Linked DNA regions of Homo sapiens: region 1 is linked to region 2. The links are chromatin loops, found by intact Hi-C in ENCODE. Cell type or tissue: endothelial cell of umbilical vein. All regions are shown on one strand.

Evidence for each region. Hi-C counts contacts between places; a loop is a spot of excess contacts. Peaks named below come from ENCODE experiments on the same cell type or tissue, not always from the same donor. Only the 100,000 strongest peaks of a DNase experiment are listed, where the experiment ranks them.
Region 1: it touches region 2 in a loop (7-fold over the local background); 3 of 110 quality-filtered maps call a loop at or near these places.

What each region holds. Positions count from the first base shown.
Region 1 is chr5:91,161,504-91,164,003 of GRCh38, forward strand. ADGRV1 (adhesion G protein-coupled receptor V1) reads left to right here. Exons shown (of 90, transcript NM_032119.4): 90 at 2,279-2,500. The coding sequence ends at 2,397. All of the region lies in intron 6 of LOC107986432 (a long non-coding RNA gene), which reads right to left. Among named protein-coding and RNA genes, the nearest start is that of LUCAT1, 150 kb to the right of the region's middle. RefSeq lists enhancers at 1,203-1,252, 1,273-1,402. In endothelial cell of umbilical vein, no CTCF peak of the experiment used is centred here; a DNase peak (open chromatin) is centred at 1,408; H3K27ac peaks cover 2,226 bases.
Region 2 is chr5:91,310,547-91,313,046 of GRCh38, forward strand. All of the region lies in intron 3 of LUCAT1 (lung cancer associated transcript 1), which reads right to left. Among named protein-coding and RNA genes, the nearest start is that of LUCAT1, 2.6 kb to the right of the region's middle. RefSeq lists enhancers at 730-1,929, 1,292-1,836. In endothelial cell of umbilical vein, no CTCF peak of the experiment used is centred here; a DNase peak (open chromatin) is centred at 1,425; H3K27ac peaks cover 2,195 bases.

The sequences.
Region 1 (2,500 bases), 150 kb before region 2:
GTTAGTTTTTTTTTTTTTTTTTCAAGAGAAACCAGAAATCTGATTTTTTTGATGTGAAATGTATTAATTGGTAAATTTTAGCAACTTAGTAAATTTTTAAAAATACATTGTCACTGGCAATATTCTGGTTCTTGAAGAAAGGAGTTTATGAGTGTTTGTTAAGCATTTTGCTTTATGGCTTATGTATACATTGTAGATAGGAGTATTATTAAATTTATCATCAAAACCTGGGCAGTGTGAGAGAATAAAGGGGAGGTGATTAATGATTTTGTCAGGGATGAGAACTTTTCACATTTTATGTCCTCCAGCTCCCTATTTTGAGGAGATGGAAAAATAAGTATCTGTAAAAAGGTATAGAGATGGGCCCTGATGGGCAGGCAGGAAGACATTCAGGCTGGAATTAACATGGTGCATTCAGGGCATCAGGAGACCTGATCAGTTTCAGAGAAAGCGCTCCAAAAGGCAATGGTTGGGATACATCTATTTGATAGGCTAGAGACAGATTAAAGACTGATATGAAAGCCAAAGCAGAGGGTTCCCAACTCAGTGTAACTGGCAATAGGAACTAACACTCGTTCTTGAGAAGGAGAGGGCAGTGGAATACAGAACAGACCAGAGGAACAGAACAGGAGATGAGATGGAGCAGGCAGGTTCACGACTTAGGATGCAGAGCACAGTTTAATACTACATTCAGCACACATTTGCTGAACACCTGCAGTGTACTGAGCACTGTCCTATGAGCTAGGAGACAGAAAGATAGGAAGGACATAATCCAGTGGGGGGGTCAGAAATTTTAAAAGAGAATCATCATGTTTCAAGGGATAGCAGAGTTGATATTGGTAGGAAGAGTGGAGGCAGCCAGATGAAGGAGGTGGGAAGTGAGAAGAGCACCCCAGGCAGAGGTGCCAGCATAAGAACGTCGTGTGAAAAGGCAGTGACCTGCTGCTCCGTGTCCTGAGCTTGGAAACCCTAGTGAGACATTAGGAGAGAGTGCAGGCAAGAGGATCCTGCAGGCCTTGAGACAGGGCAGAAAACAAGGCCTCCAGAAATGAGGCAGCAGGAGGAAGTGTATGAGAAAGCAGAATAGATCTAGAAAGAGCCAGCAGATCAGAGGATAAGATGGGCAAGTACCATGTCACAGAAGCAAAGAGAGGAAGTGGAGTTTCAACAGCGGCCTTTAACAGAGAGAGTGCGAAGGTCAGAGACCCAGAAGAAGGAGGGCTTGGCTAGAAGGTCACTAGTAGGCTCTGGCTTCCATCTCCAGATAGGCTAAGATTAAGCCAATTCACCATTTTCCCACAACTGTCAACTCTGCAGAATTGCCTTTTCTTCCTCTCAGACAGAAAGGGAAATCCCAGCTGCCTGAGCAACCGGTTTTTCACTTTCCTCCTTGTTTGCAGAGTCTAGTGGGGCTGGCCCTGGTAACCTCTGGTGATTCATCCAGCACACCCTATGACCACATCCCCATTGTGTGTGTGTAGAGAGGATGAGAGTTTATGTGTTCCTCTGAACGTTATTACAAAAGAAAAGAACATTGTTCTCTAGAAATATGAAAGAAAAAGAAAAGAACAAGGTGTTACTCTAGCATAGTTTTTTCTCAATTATCTGAGTTGTGAAAAAAAAAGTAATGAATAGTGGAGCTTCCTCAAAACAGATTCTGAGCGCTGTCAGTAGTTAACAGTAACTACTGTGGTGGAATTCCTGTGTGGATCTATTTTGGCACTGTGTTACGTAATTATTTTTATCTTAGGATCAGATCTGAATCATTCAAAGCCAATGTCTTCAGGGCACTGGTGTGACTCCAGGTGTTCTCACATGCCTGTCTTTCTTCTCAGATCACTGCCCAACACTGAATCTCAAGTGATGGACCTCAGTGCATATGAATTCGGGGCCTATATGTTTTGTAACAGCAAATCCTACCCCACTGGTGAAAAAGTCTAATAACCTGACTGATTTTCTATTTTGATGAGCCCTCAATTGAGAGATTATATTGTGGTAGTAGGTTACACCTGCCCACCATGTGAAAAACAAACAGTAAAGATTGAGAACCCAAATGTGTGTCTTTAGAAATTAATCCGTACAATTTAAAAAACTGCCAAAGGAAATGTAAAAGATAGTTTCATAATTGTTAGGTATTAATAATATCTATTCTAAATGTATGGCTTATTTTTTACTAATATAATAGAAATAAACAGGCTTGGACCTAATGTAAATTGATTCTTAAGAATTCACTGCACTAATAGTTTGGATTTTTGTGTTCATTCTATTTCTGTGGCAGGTGCTGGTCTCAGTGTCAGTGATAATGAATCTGGTCAAGGCAGCCAGGAGGGGGGCACCTTGACTGACTCCCAGATCGTGGAGCTCAGGAGGATACCCATCGCCGACACTCACCTGTAGCACCTCACTAACCATTCGACTGAGCACACTTTCATATTTGTATCAGCTTTTGTGCTAAAACTCTCTAAGTACATCCACCTGTGTAATAGGAACCTGTGAATTG
Region 2 (2,500 bases):
AAACAAGTACCTTGGTGCTTTTGTCTTTGCTTGCAAATACAACAAAAAACTAATGGTAACTTTCTTTCTTTCTTTCTTTCTTTTTTTTTTTTTCTGAGACAGAGTCTCACTCTGTTGCCCAGCCTGGAGTGCAGTGACATGATCTCAACTCACTGCAGCCTCCGCCTCTCGGGTTCCAGCGATTCTCCTACCTCAGCCTCCCAGGTAGCTGGGATTACAGGCACGCACCACCATGCCCTGCTGATTTTTGTATTTTTAGTAGAGATAGGGTTTCACCATGTTGGCCAGGCTGGCTTACGAACTCCTGACCTCAGGTGATCAGCCCGCTTAGGCCTCCCAAAGTGCTAGGATTACAGGCGTGAGCCACCGCACTGGCCGTAATTTCTTTTCTCTTCCTTTCTCTGCTTCTTTCTTCTCTTCTTCTCTCCCTTCTTCCTTTCCTTCCGCCCTCCTTTCTTCCTTCTCTCCTTCTTTCTTTTCATGTATCTATTCAACAAACAAGTATTTAGAGCAGGAGTGTTCAATCTTTGGTTTCCTTGGGCCACATAGAAGAATTGTCTTGGGCCACACATAAAATACATGAACACTAACAATAGCTGATGGACTAAAACACATACACACAAATCTTATAATGTTTTAAGAAAGTTTACAAATTTGTGTTTGGCTGCATTCAAAGCCATCCTGGGCCACATGTGGCCCGTGGGCCTTGGGTTGGACAAGCTTGATTTAGAGCCTCCTTTATGCAACGCCAGGTGCTAGATGCTGGGGCTGCATGGTGAACAGAGGAAGGCCCCTGCCCCGGGAGACACAGCTTGATTCCCTTATGGTGTAGAACACATGAGCCATGAGGTCAGGAGCTGTGGGGTCTTGTTCACCACTGTACCCTCTACCCCTACCTAGCACAGCACATGGCAATAAGTACATGCTCAAAAATACTCTGAGTGAGTGAATACAAGTTGAGTGCTGCCACACTGATTAAAGGGTGCTCTTGAAGTCCCTCAGCTGGTAAATGCCACCCTGCAGACTGCCCAAGTTCCCCTCAGGAAAAACAGAACCAGTGTACATTCAGATCTTAAGAGTGGTCATCCGGAATACGTACCTTATGAAAAAGTAAGGATATTCAGGTTCAGTAATGATATACTTGGTTTGCAAATAACACACGTTCGTTTTCATGTTGCTAAAGACTCCTTGCTAGGAAACGAAACACTTGTAATTTAATATGCAATGTTCTCAAGAGTCTGAGGCCAAACCACCTCAAGCTGTGAATGCCTTGGCTCTGAAGAGCCAGTCAGGGTCAGGGCAGGGCAGCACTTGGCCTGATGCTCCTCCAGAATAAACCAAACAGCCACAGGAAGTGGTTTCTGTGATTCAGTAGGTGGCACACTTCCTTTTGAGTCAGAACTGAATCACAGCTGTGAGAGGCGAAAAATACCTATTTCTTTATCCCATACTTTTTCCCTATTCCCAGTGGTAAATTTATCACAGACTGTCATATAATGTATCCTGTTTAGTTCCGCGTATTTAAGCAAACAAAAAAAATTTGGCAAATCAACTACGGGGAGGCAAGAAAGGAGGGGAAAACACAGCCGACTGGAATTAATCCAAACGTCATTATGTCGTCACAGGGCCATATTCTCAGAGGTGATTGAAAGAATTGCCACAGTGATTTTGCTGGGGTCATTCAGGCCCCTGGTTCTCTCAACTGGAGTCTGACCCATTTCCAGTGAAAGCAGTTAGATCACACTTACATAAACTGTGTTGCTTCAAATGGGCCTGCCCTCCTCTTCACTCACTGACCCTGGCTTGCTTCTTGGCATGTCTGCTGGAAGGCCATTCTCTGTCTGTCCCAGGCATGGCCCTAGTTCAGCTGCGGGTGAAATTATCCTGTTCTGAATGTACTGAATGCTGCTGGCAATGCTGTAAATTGTTGTGAGGCTTAAGGAAAAACCCTGTAGATATCAACAAGTCATAAAAACAGGCGTATTTTCTCTTCGTCTCTTTCCCACTGTGTGTTTTATTCTTCAATATTAACAGTTCTGGGAATGTAAATGTATTTAACTATATTTTCCTCTGATGAACTAGATTTTAGTATATAATTTGTGGCTTCCTTCCATACCAATTTGTTCATATTGATAGCATGCTTCAGAACAAAGCTTCAGAGCTCAGGCTATACATCCTATAACACTCTTGGAAGACCAGTAACCAGACTGGAACCAGAAATCTTATTGCCATGTTAATATGTCATTTTCCTTCTGTGAAATATTCCAATAATGTAAAGAATGCAAGATTCAAAGTCACATAGACCCATGTACACGTTCAATCTACACCAAAGTTTGTGGAGCTGTGTGACCTTCAATAAGTCTCTTAACCTCTCTGAGCCATAATTTCCTCAGTCTGAAAAATGGGATGCTAACATAAGGCCAACATTACAGTGAGAACTAAATAAAACTTTTACATAGTGTCTAGGACAGCTCCTAGCTCATATTTAGTGTTTAAAATA